Linked DNA regions of Homo sapiens: region 1 is linked to region 2. A link is an interaction called in ENCODE POLR2A ChIA-PET data of the cell type or tissue named here. Cell type or tissue: endothelial cell of umbilical vein. All regions are shown on one strand. Each heading gives the region's core, and the rest is flanking DNA. Links, peaks and the distances in the headings are about the cores only.

Region 1 (9,801 bases), core at 2,880-6,879, 65 kb after region 2:
GATGAAGAGATGCAGTCTGGAAGTGGCGAAGGGATAGAGGTGAAGGCTTGTTCTTACCCTCCTGAACGCAATGGTAATTAATACATCAACATCTGAAAAACTGCATGCTATTCTGGTCCTTGCACTCAATATCCAGATATGGCTGGAAACATGTGGGTGAAGCAGTTTTCACGGAAGAAAGACTTAAAAGATTTGAACTCCCACCTAATAAGGCCTAAAAGAGAAATGTACCAAAATCTATGAAATTAAGAAAAGTCATAAATAAGGTAACATGATGTACTTATTCATTAAATCCCAGACATCAAATGCTGGGCAAAATCCAGCCAACCAGGTCATTTTATACATTAATCCCATCTAAAGTAAACATCTCCTAAATTTAATGATCATAAAGATCCCGAGGTGGTCATTAAAAATACAGATTCTCAGACCTCATGCCAGCACTCGCCACCTTGCCTCACTCTCCTACCAACCTCCTGAATCAGAATCTCCAAGAGACAGGCCTGGGAATTTGTATGTTAACAAATGACTCAGAAGGTTCTTATGCTTTGGAAAAAATTTGGGAAACACTGTTCTAAAAGGATAGGCTGAAACTCCTATAGTCAATAGTATTCTTACAAAAAGGTGCACCTGGCCAGCAGTGTGTCTTGCACATGCCTATTATCAGTTCCCCAGATAGCTTGGATACCTTTGAAGGGTGATATGGATGAAAAGTACAGAAGATGTTCAATAAATTGGGATGTCTCATGATGGCCAGGGCTATTTGCAAGTTACATTACTTATCTCAGACCACTGGCCTCACCAGCCTATGGAGACCAAAAGGGTTTAAGTAACATTTTATATAGATAGATGATGATAGATAGATAGATAGATAGATAGATAGATAGATAGATAGATAGATGATAGATAGAGAGAGAGAGAGAAAGAGAGAGAGAGAGAGAGAGTCTTGCCCTGTCGCCCAGGCTGGAGTGCAGTGGTGCAGTCATGGCTCACTGTAACCTCCACCTCCCAGGCTCAAGCGATTTTCCCACCTCAGCCTCCTGAGTAGCCGGGACCACAGGCAGACACCACCACGCCTGGCTAATGTTTGTATTTTTTGTAGAGATGGGGCTTTGCCATGCTGCCCAGGCTGGTCTCAAACTCCTGGGCTCAAGTGATCCTCCCACCTCGCCCTCCCTAAGTGCTGGAATTACAGGTGTGAGCCACCATATCTGGCCAACATTACTATTTGATTGTGGCCAGCTTAGTATTCCAAGGGCCTGTGCAAACCTGCAGCCTCCTTCAAATTGTCCCCTGATGTCTCCTCAACTTCTGCCACTAGAAACAAGTTTGTTCAAGGTCTTTCACTCAAGAATCATGCCAGAAGCTGGTAACTAGCAGCCATTCAAGAGAGTCACCACATGGTGGCTGCAGCTCCTGCTGTCCCCCTGTGTCCTCTTCCTCTCTTCCTCCAAATCCCCTTCTCGAAACCTTCTTCCTTCCTTCAGCCCTTAACGACCATAAATAGCTGGAGGAAGGGATGGAAACTTGCACTACATTCCCATTCCTGTCTTTAACTTACCCAGGACTTTGCTGCTACAAGACAACCCCCTAAAAAGGCATGGTCTTCACCTGCTTGTCACAGAAATGGATTCTCACATTCCTGACTCTCATTTTAGATAGCATCCCAAGCACATCAAACAGAGAGTTTTTAAAAATATATCTAGAATATAAATTGTTTTGCCAAATTTCAACTTGATGGCATTTGAAATACTTAACGTCAGAATCCATAAAATTATGGGACTTCAGCATCCTAGGAACCACTACAAGTTCTGGGAAGGAGAATGCCTTTCCTGGATTTGCAAAAGTCACTGGCATGTGGAAGACACATGCAGCTTAATGAATATAGTACACAGATGCTTCTAAAATGCACTTGCATTTCAATAGTTTGCAATAAGTGAAAGCATTCTAAGTAAGAGCTCAATTAACTAGATTCATAAACACAACTGTTTCACAACCTCAATCAAAACTCCAGAGGCTTAGGACAAGGGTCAGATTTTTATTAGTCTGAGTCAAATTTGATCCCTTGCTTTTTGGTCATTTTGCTGCTTGCTAAAACCTTCAACAAAGGCAGAGGAAAGATCACAAATCAATCAATAACAGATGTTGATTCCCTACGTAGTCCACTGTCTGAAACATCTGGATGTGGAAGGACCTCTTTCTGGATGATATAGAAGACTAAAAGAAGTTTCTTCTGGACAAAAATTTTTCATGTGCTAAACAAGGGCAACAATTGTAGAAATCATGTTTGCAATTCGGTAAAGGTGACCAGCAGTTTGGTCAAGACCAAAATCAGCCTACTATAGCCAAGTGACCTCTTAGAACAATTATATGAATTTCACAGACCAGTAAGAAGCCACCACTAAGCAGAGGCACTCCTGTGCACAACCTGCCCCTTTAAAAACACATATTGCCTTCATGTGATAAGTGTGTAGGCCTTTGATAATGGTAATTCTCCTACTCAGATGCTGGCCCAAGAATGGGACATGTTCGCCCTATCACTTCTGTTTCCCCATGTAATTAAGAACTGACCACTTGTAGATGTGGACCCTTATTTGGAAAAAGGGCTCATGCTCTAGAGGACATGTCAGACTTCTTTATAGATATCAACCTCTTTGCATTATTTAACATTTTTGTATTTCAAGCCTCTTTTCAAAATAAATTATAAGCTAACATACTTGTTCATCGGGCATGTTTGTGGACCCTAGACACGCATCAGTATTAGTTTCTTACTTCCCCTTCAATTCACTGGATAATAGATCTTAGTGCTGAAATGCTTCTTTCAATTAAACTTGCAGTAGATCTAAAGATTCGGATTGTAAGCTCATTACAATGGGAGCAACATAGGAGAACAATACCATTGCTAGTGGCCCTGGATACCCAGACTTAAGGGGGAGAATTCCTCACAACAAGTTTCAGATTGAACCTTTGTGTGAGTGGATTTAATTCTTATGGAAGAGACAGAATCAGACATCAAAATTCAATAAAAGGAAACTCTGGGCATGAAAAATGAGTAGTTGTAAAATATTTAACAGAAGCCAAATATTGAACTTGGACTTGCAACTTTGTTCCTATTGTGACCTGTTGGAGGTGAAATGGAAACACCCAGTCTCATGCTGAGCCAGACAGCAGAAAGTGGCCCCGTAATCCAGCTCAGAGTGACTGACTCCCTATGGACTGGGGGCAACAGAAAGGAAAGCAGCCTGGGGGTGTTTTCATTCCCAGAGTAGTTTCTCCTATTTCATTATTCCAAAGGTTCTAATGCTGAACAGGTAGGATGTACCAAGGCCTCCAGTCAGGGTTTACGCACTGATGTCCTAAAACACTTGTCCTAAAGCAAACACACAGGTTAGTACAGATTAGACATACTTCTGTACTAAACATCCTAGGTATGTACAAATATTGTGAGAATGTTCTCTTTCCAAGAATTCAAACAACTAGGGTTGCTAGATTTAGGAAATAAAAATACAGAACATCTTCGGTTAGACAGGAGAAATAAGGGGTTTTTTTTTAGGTCTATTTCACAGCATGATGACTATAGTTATTAATTGTTTGTTGTATATCTCATAATTAATAAGAGAGTAAATGTCAAATGTTCTCACCACAAAAAATGATAAGTAAGGTGATGGGTATGTTAATTAGCTTGATTTAATTATTCCATTTTTTATGCATATATCATAATATCACTTTTACCCCATAAATATATATGGTTATAACTTGTCGATTTACAATACAATTTTTAATTTATAATTTACAATTTAATTACAAAATTTTAACTTATAATTTACAATATAATTTCTTTAGTTACAATTAAAAAATACAGAACATCAGTTAAATTTGAATTTCAGATAAAGACTGAATTTTTTTAGTATAAGTATGCCTCATGCAATACTTGGGATATACTTATACTAAAAATATATTCATCCTCTATCTAAAATTCAAATTTAACTGGGCATCTTATATTTTGTCTGGTAGCTCTACCAGCTCACATCATAAGAGGACACCACAATTGAATCTACAGATGAGAAACTAAATTTGAAATAATTCATCTGTTCAATGTCACTGAGACCATTAGTGCTTAGGCAGAGAGCAGTAGATCTGATACAGTGGGAAAAGCACAATGATAATCTTGCCCTTGCCTAAAGTAGAAAGACATGCATGTGAGTTGATGCTTTTATTTTTGTTAAATACCCTTGAGTCAATATAATGCAAAACCATGATAGTTCACATTTTATAGTAACTTGTGTGAAACAGGAAGAAAGTCACCTCTATGGGAGTCTAGATGCATTTCTAACAAGACTACAATGACAAGGGGCTAAGTACACACCTCACTTATATTTAACATAGGGAAAGAAGAGATTGTCAATAAGGTGCTTATACTTAGAGATGGAAAATTTTGAGTGGGTTTATTTGCTGTGTGGTGTTTGGTGTTAAGCGTTTCTGTTTACATGTATGTTTGAGGGTTTTACTCCTTACAATAGAGTAAATCTCAGAAAGGCACAGAATATTGCACTGATCTGAACAAATTATTTTTTAAAGCCATCAATTAAAATAATAAAATTATAAACAATTGGGGGAATGCAGAATATGTATATATCTTTTTATATCTCAGTACCTGTGAAGAGCACAGAACACCTCTGATTAAGCATTTGTTTAAATTAAGAAATTAATTTATAGTAAAAATGCCAAGAGGAATTAATCAAAAATTATCATGTATAATTCATTTCCAGATCATGGAATATATTTGCGGCTAAGGAAATTATTTGGCTATCTACTGTAATTCTTGGACATTCTGAGGGGTTTTAGTATACCTTGAATCCTATTGTTTCCCATTATGCATCAGGAAATCAGAAACTGATTTCAAAATAAAATTGAGATTTAACTTTTAGTCTCCCCCTAATTATCTAGAAATCACATAACCACAAGAACTTCACTAGAATTGGTTTTTATGTCCCTACGTAGCCTGGCAGTGCCTGACTCACACAATAGGTACTCAGAAATCTGTGTTAAATTAGCTGGGCATGGTGGCAGGTGCCTGTAGTTCCAGCTACTTGGGAGGCTGAGGCAGGAGAATAGCTTGAACCCAGGAGGTGGAGGTTGCAGTGAGCCGAGATTGTGCCACTGCACTCCAGCCTGGGTGACACAGCGAGACTCCATCTCAAAAAAAAAAAAAAAAAAAAAAAAAAGCCAAGACCATTTCTGTGATTCCTGGATGTGTCAATCGGCATTAAAGACCAAAGAAAAATAGACAACAATGAGAGAAGAGACTACTACTGTTTTTGTTACACTTAACCAGCTCAGCATCTCTGAGATAAACATTAGTATGTTCTTTTTACAAATGAGGAAACTGACTTCCCCAAGTCATATGACTAGGAAGTAGTGGTGCTGAGATTTGAGCCCAGATCTGATTAATTTCAAAGGCTGAGCTTTGGCTAAGGCATTGTTACCCATCTCCATCCCCTGCCCCACCCACTACACCAAAGGCAGGTGGCTTACAGCAGGCCATCACTGCTAGTGTCTACTCAGTCCAGTGCACATATCTGACTAAGACTGGATCAGGTGGGCCTTTTCCTATATGAAAGGGCATCAGACAATCCTATCCCTTTATGTGATGAGAAATGCCAAAGTTAGGAAAAATCAACTCTAAAAATTGCAATGGGGCACATAAAATCAGGTTAACACAAAAAGAATAAGATATATTATTATTTCTTTCATTGTTATTTTTGGATTTCTGTTCTCTGTGTTTTTTCTAAGTAGTTTCCTAAAACATCAATGTCTCTGTCTGATTCCAACTTCCCAAATGGCTTTATCCCAATTACTCCTCCCTGCCACACCTGCTTCAGAAAACTTAATCTTCAAAATGCTCCTGAAATGGAACTTTCTCTATAGACTTTTTACCCTCTGAATAATAAGTACCTCCCACTCATCCTCCACTCCTTTCTGGAGTTAAGCAAGTTGATTATAAAGTTCATTTTGAGAGAACAAATAAACCAAAATACCCAGGAAATCAAAGAGCAACAGTGAGGAGTCTAGTCCTGCCTGGTATATCACATACCACAGTGCCTCAAGTACCACAAAGTGCTTAATGCACAGAACAATCAAACAAAATGTAAAACCCTGAAGCAGACCCAATTGCATATGGAAATCTAGTATATGATAAGGGCAGCATGTCAAGTCAGTGAAGAAAAAGATGGACTTTTTAGCAAGTAGCATTGGAATAACTAGAGAATTATATGTAAAAAAATAAATGTGGATGAAGTGGATGTATTCCTCATGCTACCCATCAGAACAGTTTCCACGTAAATAGATTTTACATGTAAAAATTGAAGCTACCCAAGTACTAGAGGAAAACATGGATGAATTCCTCCATAATGTGGATGGGTTTGATTGGTAAAATTTTATTTTATATAAATGTATATATATTTGAACAAACATTTTCATGTTTGTTCACATGGCAAGCAATACCATCCAAAAATAAAGATACAAATGACAAGGTGGAAAAAAGTAGAGAGAGAGAGAGAGAAAAAAAATGTTCAAAGATATAATTTTTTAATGGGCTAGTTAAAAAAACACCCAAAAGCAAATTACCCTTAACCATATGAAAAAGTATCAAATCTCACTCATAATAAGAGAAATAAAAATTAAAAGTACAATAAGGGAAGGACTTCTTGCTCCTGACCATAAGAGATTAACTGGTACCAGATGTGTCTTCCCACTGTAAACAACTAGAAAACTGAATAAAATATATGAAACCACTGTTTTCAGACATTGGCCAACAAGCAGCACATGAATGTGATCATAGATAGAAGGGAGATAATAAGATAAGCCCTACAATCACACAGTGTTTTGCCTGAGGGCACCTAGTGGACCATATTATAGGAAGGGGGAAGCCAAGCAAAGCAGAGTGTTCTCACCAGGTTAAGACAAAAACTGAAGATCAGAAAGGATAAGGTGGCAAAAATTTGTGGTGTACAGTGCTACGAAGGAGAGAACTCTGCAGAGAAAGTTTCAAAATTTGCACAAGGGTTTCCTTGAGTCTTTGGCTATATGCTAAGTACACATGAGGAGGGTAAAATATCCAAGCAAAAAACTAATAGAAAACTGTAAGCTAGATATGTGCTAGAATTTCAAAAGGGCTAAGAGATTCAAAATCTGACCAACAGAATTTAAAACCTTGTTGAAATTTCAGGTCGTTCAGTAAAAACCCCAAAGGATCACTCTTTAAGAGTAAATCTAAACTAGCCATAGAGTAAAGACTATCTCTAGAACTAACGTAAGAAAGCTTAAAAACAAGCCTCAGAAGGATCGAGCTGATCTTGAAGCTTACTGCAAAATCAAATTTTAATACTCCTTAAAGGTAGACAACAAAATCCAGACACTTAGTAATGTAATATTCAAAACATTCAACATTTTATCAAAATTTAAAAGACGTAGAAAGAATCAGGAAAACCTGACCCATAACTAAAAGAAAAATCAACCACTAGAAACAGATCATTAAATAACAGAAATGGTGGAATTAGCAAAAAGACTTTAAAGCACCTCTTATAAATATCTCAAAAATTTAAAGAAAACCATTAAAATAATGAGGAAGAAAATAAAAATTTTTTTTTAAAAAAAGAGCCAGGTAAATGTCTAAAGCTTAAAAATACAATACCTGAAGTGAAAAATTAATTCATAAGATGGGATAAGTAGGAAATTAAACACTGAAAACATCAATGAACTTAAAGACGTAGCAATAGAAGATATCCAAATTGAAGTATGGAAAGAAAAAAAATGATTAAATAAAAGTTTAACACAGGGTCTTGTTGACATCTGGGACGATAACAAGCAGTCCAACGTACACATATTTGTATTTCCAGGAATAAAAAGAGAGGAAAAACAGAAAATAGTATTTGAAGAAAAACAATGGCTACACATTTTCCAAACTTGAAAAAAACAACTCCAGAGATTCCAGAAGTTTAACAAACCTAGCAAGAATAAGAACACATACACATGTGCACACATGCACACACACACATGCACACACACACAACACAATCCACAAGGCACATTATGATCAAATTGCTGAAAACTAGGAAAAAATAGAAAATCTTATACAGCCAGAGGAAAAAAAGACATTACAAAAATAGAAACAACAACAACAACAAAAGAATGAGCACAGATTTCACATCCAAAACCATGTAACACGATGGTAAAACAGTATCCTTAAAATGTTTAAGGAACGAATTGCCAAGTTAAAATTCTACACCTAAGGAAATAGTATTTAAAATGGAAGCATATAGATACTTTTAGGGACAAATAAAAGCTAACATAATTTGTCATCAACACACCTGCCCTGCAAGAAGGGTTTAAAGGAAGTTCCTCAAAGAATTAAAAACTTGAAATAATAAATATGTGGATATATATGAAAGATTTGTTGCTTATTTATTAATTTCATTAAAAGATAACTGACTCTTCAAAGCAAAAATAATAACAGTGTATTGTGAGGTTTATAATATATGTATCAACAAAATTAATGACAATAAGAGCCGAAAGATTGGAGGGGGAAAAGGAAAATATACCATTGTAAGGTCCTTACATTATTCAGGAAGTGGTATATTATTATTTAAAGTTAGATTGTGACAAGATAAAGATGCTTATTGCAAAGCTTATACAACTACTAAAAATATAACAATAATAAAAGACACATAACTAAAAAGCCAATAGTAATATTCAATTGAAATACAAAAAAATTTCACTTAATCCCGAATGAGACAGAGATAAAGAAAAAAGGAGCAAAGAACAGATATGATTAATAGAAAACAAAAAGGAATATGGTAGACTTAAACCCAAACACATCAATGATTACATTAAATGTAAATGGAATAAAGACTCCAATTAAAAGGCAGAGATTTTCACATTGAATTATTTAAAAAGTAATATCCAACTATATGCTATTTAAATAAATATGCATTAAGTTAAAAAGTAAAAGGATGGGGAACAATATACCATGTAAACAGTAATTATAAGAAAACTGTAGTGGCTACATTAATATCAGACATCAGAACAAGGAGTATAACCAAGAGTTAAGAGAAGCTTTTTTTTTGTTTCTTTTTTTTTTTTTTTTTGAGACAGAGTCTTACTCTGTCACCCAGGCTGGAGTGCAGTGGTGAAACCTTGGCTCACTGCAACCTCTGCCCTCCGGGTTCAAGCAATTCTCCTGCCTCAGCCTCCCGAGTAGCTGGGATTACAGGTGCCTGTCACTGCGCCTGGCTAATTTTTTGTATTTTTAGTAGAGATAGCATTTCACCATCTTGGCCAGGCTGGTCTTGAACTCCTGACCTCATGATCCACCCACCTCAGCTTCCCAAAGTGCTGGGATTACAGGTGTGAGCCACCGTGCCTGGCCTAAGAGAAACATTTGATAATGACAAAATGAAACAGGTGAATGTGTCAAGAAAATTTAACAATTTTAAATGTGCATTCACTTACTGATAAAGCTTCAAAATACAGAAAGCAAGAATTAGCAGATGTGAAAGGTGAATACATAATCTATAATTATGGTTGGAGATTTTAACACCCGTCTCCTAGTAATCGATAGAATGATTAGATAGAAAATCATTAAGAATGTTAAAGACTTGAACAACACTGTAACCAACTTGACCTGACACTTATAGAACACTACAGACAGGAACAGTAGAATGCACATTTTTTCACGCGTACACACAACATTCACCAAGATAGACCTTATGTTAGACCATAAAACAAGTCCTGATAAATGTAAAA
Region 2 (9,801 bases), core at 2,228-6,227:
TTATTGCCAAGGGTTGATCTGACAGTAGAAAGACCATAACCTGGGCTCACTTTGCAACTCCTTTCCCAAAGTGAATTTTCACCTGACATTAAAGAAACATCCCAGCAGCCCACATTTATAGGGGCCAATGGCTCTAACACTGACTCCTCCTACCTGCGTAGATGAAGCAGGGCCATGAATTATTTGCAGCTCTTTTCTTAAAGAGATGGAATCCATTTTCCTACTCCTTGAATCAGGGCTGCGCTTGTGACTTACTTTGACCAACAGAAGTGTTGTTGTGAGGCTTCCAAGCCCAGGCCTTAAGAGATCTTGCAGCTTCCACTCTCACTCTTCTGAAACACCGCTATCACCATATAGGAAAGCCCAAGCTAGCTTCCTTGAGGATAAGGCCAAGTAGAGAGGCCCAGACAGCAAGCTGTTCCAGCAATTCACTCACATATGAATGAGATGGTCCCCACCAGCCAGCCTCCAAGCAACCCACCAATCAATTGCCACATAGGTGACTCCAGGAGGCAAGATAAGCAGAAGAACCATGGAGATGAACCCAGCACAAATTACAAAATCAAGAAATTAATGGTTGTTGTTTCACACCGCTATCTCTTGAGTGGTTAGTTACCCAACAATAAATAACTGGTCCTCCTTTATACTGCAATTTGTGAAAGCTGGCACTGGAACAACAAGCTGTCCAGATATTTGCAAGAATTAATACTGTCTGGAGGGTAAATAGACGCCATATCCCTAGAGCAGAAGGGGTTTCTGCAGGGATTGTCTGAGTCTCCTTCCCTCCAGAGTGCCAATTAGGATGGCTGACTTGCTCTAACTTATATCTAACTATAAATGCACTGTCTGATTGATAGGACATCAATGTTAATTAATAATTCATAGTATGGTCAGACTTTTTCACATGTAATCACAACTTTACATCTCAAGAAATGCCCCTGTAGCTAGTTGGAAAGCAGCTTTTCCTTCAGATTCTGACTTTCAAAAAAAGTTATCACAGTCTCTCAGAGTAGAATTTGGAGAAAGTGTGTGAAAAAGTCAAAGTTGACAAGAAATGCCATTTTTCTCCTTGGTGCATGATGCCTTTCCTGCAGAATGTAGCTTTCATGTGAACAAACCCCACTGCAGGGACAGACAAGGAGAAGACAAAATGATTCGGTATTTACAGCCTCTCCCATTAACCACTCAGATTCCAGATGGTGGAAAGTCGGGGAGGAGCCCTGAAACAGGCGCTTGAAACCAAAGCTGATGCTATTGAAATTCATGGCATCCAAATTCCTGAATCTGCATCAAAAGGGAGAGAGCCTTGTTGCCACACACTTGAACTCATTTTGAACCTGCAGGAATTCTCTGTAGCATACTACCAAGCTTTATCTTTGTTCCATACATCTAAAGTTAAGTTTCTATCTTTTTTGTCACCACATCATACCAAAACAGCTAGACAGATTTTTATCAATTTTGAGGATGTGTTTAGGATGTCCCAACTTGAAGAAACAGGCCATGGGGCTTGCAAACATGCAAGTCACTACAGGAGGCCCTGGGGAGCAGGTAAAAATGAGACAGGAGAGGTGCTGATAACTACTAATCTGAGATATGGCAAGGAAGAAAACAAAATGGAGTTTCAGATGCGAGCCCAAACTGAAACTCATGAAGGCCTCTCAACTGCAAGCATCAGTTCAAGATAGAACTGCTTCTCGAGAAGCTGCATTTATGGTGTCCTCCCTATGACCAGCAGCAGGGATTTATTCATTTAATGAGGGTTAAAGAGTCTTCCCAGTAACACAGGGGAGACCAGTGAGTGTAAGAAATACATATGGGCAGTGTACCTTGAGAGACACACTTTTTGGAAACAAAGACATATTCAAAGCTGAGTTCAAATATGTTCCCCTCATGGCTCGTGGCGAGCATTTAATAAACAATAGTTGAATGAATGAAGAAATGATTGGATGGGTGACTGAGTGAATGAATGAAGGAATGATTGGATGGGTGACTGAGTGAATGAATGAAGGGATGAATGTTGTCTGGGGAGCTGTGAAAGGTAGAGAAGCAAAAGGGAACTTCTGGCAATACCCTTCACAGAAAGCCAAGCCTTGTTAGCGGGGCTTTACATTGAATGGCATTTTTAGTTTCATTATCTAATAGTGTTGAACATTCTCAAACTATATTTAAAAGATCTAAAATATAAAACAGTGGCTTTAAAAGGCAAACATTATACTCCTTCTGTAGTACTTTTTATAAGATCTGTTTACCTCGTGCTTAATATTGGCAATGCCACTGTTCCTGCAATGAATTGACAAAACAGTTCAATACACCTCATTTAGAACCATTATGGGGCATTTCATCAAAGATCTGGTTATGAACGTCCCCAAAGAAAGGATCAATTAGATTTTTATTATGCTTGGGAAAGATTTATTTAAGAAAAAAAAATCCCTATAAAATGGAGGGGACAGATAAAGTGTGACCAGGGCAAAGGACACATTCCATTTTATGCCACTGAAGATAAATATAATTTTTATTTTAACAATAGTCTATTCCCACATATATTATCCATGTAATTGTTTATGTTTCAAAACCCACTTCATAGCAGTTTTACAAGTGGCAGAGATAGACTATTCTCAAGAGGTTGTGCTCAAGAACTGCCTTAAAGAGAAAACGGCACTATAATTAGCGCATTTGGTACATTAGCGATAAAGCACTCCTTGGAGGGCAAGACAGGCCCATAGCCCACCAAACTCCTCCCTCTTGGAAGAGTGCTAGAGTGAGGCTCTCTGGTGGCTCACACATTGCTACAATTGGGTCAAGGTTCTCCTGCATCGTGGTCTTAGGTAAAGATACCATGAAACATTTAATCATGTATTTATTTTCTCTACACAAAATGTATTAATTTAGCCTTAATTTGATTTTGTTTAGTCTCATATAGTTTTATAACTTGATAAGAAAAACATTTCTACTTGGCTTTAATATTTTTCATTATACCTGCCAAGTCAATAATTTGAAGAAAGCTGGATAAAATTTTCAAAAATTTTTGGATTTATATTGTTTCCCCAGTTTTGTTCAGCCTTATCAATAAGCTCTTATTCTTATTGTCCTCTATACAAATCTTAGAGGCATGTAATCTCAAGGCAGGCACTTGAGAAGAGCAAACATTGTTTCCCTATAGGTATCAGTCAAGATTCTTTGGGTACAAGCCAGAGAAACAGACTCTGGCTAATGCAAGAAGCAGGTTATGGGAAGGATACAGCTCATGGAGAGGAGGGCGAGAAGAGCAGAAACTCAGACAGTACCAGTGACCTCCCTCTCAGAGCCCCAGACTCGGTTCCACCCATCTTCAGTCTCTCAAGATAGGGAACCTGATTGGCCCAGCTTGGGTCTAAAATCTCTATCCTTGAACCAATCAGATGAGGTCAGGAGCTAGGGATGAAACCGCAGACAGGGTCACTAAGGGTACTATGAGCTGCACAGCCATCCTCTCTCATGTCCACTACACTCTAGACTTGTATCTTGTAAATATTGCCTAAGTTACTTTTATTGCATCATATCTGACAATAATAAGTGCTTATATTTTTGTAGAATAAGCTCAAAAACAGGCATTTGTGCAGTTTTACAGTTTTAAAATACTTGATATATATTATTATTATTAATAGCAAAGTATTATAAACAGCAAAAGCTATCATTTCTAACAGTAAATCACCACTTACATGCTTACAAGGTGCAGGGCTGGTGCTAAACACTGAATAAATTGTTACAACAAACTAACAGGTTTGTGTCATTATTAAGTTTGTTAGATATTTCAAGAATAAATAAAGTAAAATAATACATATAAAATTTAAGTTCTATCTCATATATGGATTTATTTGAGCTTCCCAAGACCCTGTTGAAATAATAATTACTCACAATACACACAGTCAAGGATAAAAAGACCCAGAGAGCCAGAGTGCCTGCTCTGTACCTATAAATGACAGAATCCTCATCCCCTACCTGCTCGTCCAGTGCTCTTTACAATGTAAGGACAACAGAACTTGAGAGGATCTATCAATAAGGACACTTCTAGAGCTTTGCCTATCTTAAACAAACTCACTCGTAGTTCATAGGCTCAGGAGTAATTATGGAGATAAATTCTTACTGGGTCGGATTTCAGTTTTGTTTATTTCCTTTGACAGGAAGAAGGAGGAAGTGAATTCATTAGGGTACAGTCTAAACTGCTATAACTAATAGACTCAAAAGTTAAGTGACTTAATTTCTTTCATACCTGTGTCTGGAGTGAGCAGGCCAGGACAGGGAGAGCAGTCTTACCCTCCTGCACCTGTGGCTTCAAGTTATCACCATTTTCCAGCCAGTGGGAAGGAGGAAGAGGGATGTTTAGGACATGTAGCTTAGGCTTTAAGGCCCAGAATTTGTGCATTCTCACATTAGCTCACATCCTATTGACTCAAATATAGTCACATAACCACACCTAACTGCAAGGGAAGCTGGGAAATACACTCTCTAGCTGAGCCAGACTGCCCAGCTAAAAGTTATGGGATGCTGTTTCTAAAAGAGAGGAGGGGAACATCGAAATCAGGGGAAATGAACCATTTTTGGCCCAAGGAGTATTTTTATGTGTTCTTTCTTTAAGCAATCAGAATTTGAGAAAAATACCCCATAACCAGGGTCAGATCTAGATTTTTCTGGAGCCTGAAGCTCATATAATCAGGGTGGAGGCAGGAGCAAAGATCTTTCTCAGGGAAAATAATACAAAAATATCTAACTTTTGGAAATGTTGCAAAGCATATGATATTGTGACCACATTGCTAAGACCCTTCCAAGGCCTTGTATGGGTGGGGTCTGTACACAAGTGAGAAGCCCAGAAGCTTAAGCCTCATTAACTTTGGGGAAAACCGGTTTATGCCTGCAACAGTTACATTCTTCTAACTTCTTGTTCCTGCAAACTTATGATCACATAAAAGCTGTTATCCTGTATCTGGAATAAATGTTGGGTCAGTGACAGAAACAGTTTGATTTTTACTGTAGCCGGTTCAGTTAGTCTCTCCGCCTGGTGGCCCAGCTGGTGGTTAAGAGGCCTTTAGTGAGCAATACTGACCAGTTGGTCTCTGCTTGGCCATAAATAAACACAGCCAGAATAATGACTCATAGAAAGCAAATGGTAATGTTTGTTTGATGGTTTGTTTCATTTTGTTTAAGCTGAATTGGAAGAGCTGGTTCCTATTCATCACCATTCCAACCAGCATTGTGGGCTAGGCAAGAGGGAGCCGGTGGCCGGTGCCCTCTGGGCCTCAGGTCCAGAATCAGTAAAATGAGGAGCAGAGCTGAACCCTGCTCATGGCTCCTACAATGAAGTGAAGATGCTGGTGGAATCTTAGTGAAATGTGCTCTAACCTGCTCCTCTTCATGGGCCTGAGCCTAAAGAAAAACAATCTATCATTGCAATGGCCTCTTAACCATTTGCCCACAGCAAATAACAAAGCATGGCAGGCACAATTTACTAAATTTACCTTAAACAGGGGAGAGAAAGCTGGTTGCAAGTCACTCTTCCTAGAATGCTCTTCTCCATTAGATATTTCCAAAAGTGACAGTTCTTAGTATAGCTCACTCATTCCATTCATTCATTCTATGACCATTTATTTTTACCTGCTCTATGGAGGTAGACCAGAGAACATAGGAATGGACAAGGGAAGGGCATTGAAACCAAGGATTTGTACATACACACACACACACACATACACACACACACAAAATGCAGGGTAAGAAGGGCTGGGCCAGAGTTATGCATAGAGCCATGGGTACTCATGCATAATCTGGAACTAGAAGTAGGGTACAGGTGTCCCATCAAGTGAGGACGGTTGAGATTAGTCCCCATTCAGTTTTATTTTTCTTCCTAAGTCACCAGGCTGGTGTGACCCTTTACAGAGTACTGAGTCTCTCTCTTGCATGATACCAATCACATGCCCCTGCACGGTACTCTACAATGCCCTTCTCTCTCCCGTTGTAATATAAGCTGTGGAGGATGACGGGAGGAATATGAGCAGTGTGCATGTGGAAAGAACACTAATATTTATTAAGTGTCTATTTTAAGTCAGTTTACATATTTTGTTTCATTTAAATCATTTAAAAAAAAACTCAATGAGGAAGATAATATCCACATTTCACAGATAGGAAAACTGAGGCTTCAAAAAAGCTTGGGAATTTGTCCAGGCTCATGTAACTAGTAATGGTAGAGTGAGGACTTGAGACTGGTCCTTTCTGACCACAAAGCCAATATACTTTCTAGATAACAGACCTACTCCTTTCTCTTTTACCCCATAGTACATAGTACACTTAATTACTATTTGTTAATAAGGGAATCTTTCTACTGAAACATCTGTCTCACTGGGCCTTTCTTCTTGGGCCTTGTTTAAATTAGTAACAAGGAAACCTACCACAGCTGTTTTCTCCTGATAGAGACATCCATCAGTTCAGGACAACGATGTAAACTACTTTGGCAGAAGTCATTAAATAATGATCGCTTGGCAACAACTCTAACCTATCCACATGAAAAAAGGATATTACCCTCCGGAATATTATTTCATGATGGGTGCTGGGAAACCTATGCTCTGTACCTTTGGTTCTTAAGAAAACAAACAAACAAACAAACAAACAAAAAACAATGAAAAGAAGAATAAAACAGCTCATGATTACTGGAAGTATTTTTTTTTTTTACCACACAAACTGATTTCTGCATTGAATGGCAGATATGTGATTTCATTTGGCCGGTTGCAGTCACACCAAAAGCAAATTTTCTTTTTTACCAAATTCTATTATATTTCCTATTACTGGGGCATGGGAAAATATTACCTAGTATTTCCCATTTAGTGTTCTTAGAAGAGAATCATCTATCTTCTGTTCTAAGAAAAAGTAACTAGGTATGTTTTTTAGTTAGTATTAATATTCTAACCACTAAGTTCCATGTGCTATTATATAAATAATACAAAATAGGTTATTGAAAATTTGATAAAAACACTTGGCCATATGATATATATATATTGTTCACATCACAGAAGTTAGACTAGCACAATGAATTTAAGCTGATTTAAGGTTTTGTGTCTGTGCACACAAATTCAGCAGTTCTGTGTTCTGATGCTCTTTCCAAACTCTGAGCCCCAGAAGTATGCAACTTTGCATGAAATATTTGAAATAACTTATGTTAATAGTCACACTTTTATTGAAATCCAACTCATTTTTTAAAAACTGAAATCCTTAGCACACTCTAAGGGAAGACTCAAGACTCCTCTTCAAGTGATTCAAGAGAAAGCTAACATAGGCTGATAAAGATTGTTCTAACAAAACGGTAATCTATATAAGTGGAGCTGTTGGCTATGGCTATCAGAGCAGCAACAGCAGCCGACTGGGAAGGTGAATTGAAGCAGTCAGTTGGAAGGAGAGGATGCTACCCCAGTAATAATTTAGGGAGAAAAAGATAGCTATTTCCTATTAGTTCATGTAAAGGTAATCAGAACTTTTAAAACTCCAGCTCTAGTATACTTTAATACTTGCCCAGATTTGGTGAAAAGCAGGATTACCCCCATTTTTGGTTTTGGTTTTTCAAGTGTGGGCATTTTTAGTTACCTTCTTTTTTTTTTTTTTTTTTTTTTGTGAGAGGGAGTCTCACTCTTGTTGCCCAGGCTGGAGTGCAATGGTGCGACCTTGCGACCTTGGCTCACTGCAACCTCTGCCTCGTGGGTTCAAGTAATTCTCCTGCCTCAGCCTCCCAAGTAGCTGGGATTACAGGTGCCTGCCACTACGCCCAGTTATTTGTATTTTTAGTAGAGACGGGGTTTTGCCATACTGGCCAGGCTGGTCTTGAACTCCTGACCTCAGGTGATCCACCCACCTCAGCCTCCCAAGGTGCTGGGAATACAGGCGTGAGCCACCGTGCCTGGCCTAGTTACCTTCTTTAATGAACCCCAGAATCATAGAGTTCATGTATCTCTACAAACATACTTCATAATTTGTTAGTCCATTTGTATCACTGTAAAGGAATACCTAAGTCTGAGTAATTTATAAAGAAAAAAGATTTAATTGGCTCACAGTTCTGCAGGCTGCACAAGCATGGCACCAGCATCTGCTCCTGGTGAAGACTTCAGGGAGCTTCCAAACACGGTGGAAGGTGAAAAGGGAGCAGGCATGTCCCATAGCAAGAGCAGGAGCAAAAGAGGAAGGAGGAGGAGCCAGCTCCTTTAAACAACCAGCTCTCATGAGAACTAACACAGTGAGAACTCACTTATTACCATGGGCAGGGCACCAAGCCATTCATGAGAGATCCACCCCCATGACCCAAACATCTGCCACCAGACCCCACCTCCATTACGGATCCCATTTCAACATGAGATTTGGAGGGAACAAACATCCAAACCACATCAGAGTTGAAGACAGCAAGGTAGAGAGAAGCAAAGTGACACATTCAGGTTCACAACCCTTTGGAAAAGCCAAGATGAGATGCCAGTCCTCTAGACTAGGGTTTCCCAACCTCGGCACTATTAACATTTTAGATAACTCTTTGTTGTGGGAGGCTTTGTTGTATTATATTGTGTATTGGACAGTAATCTTCTCATTCTGAGCCTATTTATAAAGGAACTGATTCCAAACTCCAACCCATCTCTGGTCTGCTTCTGTTTACATTAGCAACGTGTGCATTGTAGGATCTTTATCAGCATCCCTGGTCTCTACCCACCGTATGTCAGTAGCACCCATCTCGCAGTTGTAACAACCAAATACATCTCCAGGTTTTGCCACATGTTCCCTGGGAACCAAAACCAACCCAGTTGAGATCCATTGCTCTTGACTTACTTTGATTTGCCTAGTGATTCTTAGCTCCAAACCAGTCCCAGTTATGACCCAGATTGCTTTAGGTCATTTGCCCATTTCAGAGAAGTCCCTCTTTCTCTTTAGAGGAATTGTGGTGCACTAGAAAGGGCACAGAGTCTTGTGCCCCTGGAAAATATAGGTTTTAATCCGGGTTTTGTCACTCACTCACTGGGAGCCCTTGGACAATATTTTAAATTTCTCATAGCCCCATTTTCTCAATTGTTAGTGGGAATTAAAATGCCGGCTTCCAAGATAAAGTGTTAAGTAAATTGTGTCTGAAAACCGTGACACAATGCCTGGAACACCAGAAAAGCACAATAATGTTAACTCCCTGTCACTAATCATGGTACCAAAACTACCAGAGAAGAGGAAGGGTTTACCAATGGAAATATGGTAGAGCTGTAGTGTAGATCTTGAAGATTCCAAGTTGGAAAAGCTGGCTGACACAGGAAAACTTTATAACCAAGCTTTGCTGGGAATTATCAGGCCTTCCCAGAGGACCAAGAGTCTAACTGAATTCTAGCTATTCATGAGGCTAAACCAAGAGAAGCACAACCAAGTAGCTGGGATGCAATTGGAAACACCAAGACAGAAACACGCATGCAATAAGACTCAGGCCTTGAGCCTGAATGAGATCTGGGTGCATTTGTCAGGAATAGATAGGGGGTTGGGACTGAGGAACTGCTTTGTCTCAAATTATAAAGATCTTACTCTTCATCAAACAGAAGTTTCTTTCTTTTGGAAGTCTTTGGCAATGTCTGAACTTCAAAACATGTTGAAAACACTACCAATTATCTTCCATGGAAAAATATCTGGAAAAACTTTACCACACATGCCAAGGCAACATGATCCCCAAAACAACTCTTTAGAAAAAGTTTAGTCAAAACTTCCCAGTTCTTAAAATTTTATTTTGCCCATGATGCTTTATTATCTACAAGACAATGTCTATTTCATTCTGAG

What was found. ChIA-PET counts read pairs that join two places held together with the same protein. Peaks named below come from ENCODE experiments on the same cell type or tissue, not always from the same donor. Only the 100,000 strongest peaks of a DNase experiment are listed, where the experiment ranks them.
Region 1: POLR2A ChIA-PET joins it to region 2 with 6 read pairs; 2 of 35 experiments call an interaction of 5 or more read pairs at or near these places.

Annotation. Positions count from the first base shown.
Region 1 is chr2:176,377,628-176,387,428 of GRCh38, reverse strand. No RefSeq gene overlaps it. Among named protein-coding and RNA genes, the nearest start is that of MTX2, 110 kb to the right of the region's middle. In endothelial cell of umbilical vein, for the core only: no CTCF peak of the experiment used is centred there; no DNase peak of the experiment used is centred there.
Region 2 is chr2:176,441,529-176,451,329 of GRCh38, reverse strand. No RefSeq gene overlaps it. Among named protein-coding and RNA genes, the nearest start is that of NRAL, 61 kb to the left of the region's middle. RefSeq lists a silencer at 1,115-1,409 and an enhancer at 975-1,582. In endothelial cell of umbilical vein, for the core only: no CTCF peak of the experiment used is centred there; DNase peaks (open chromatin) are centred at 4,229 and 5,089; H3K27ac peaks cover 1,658 bases.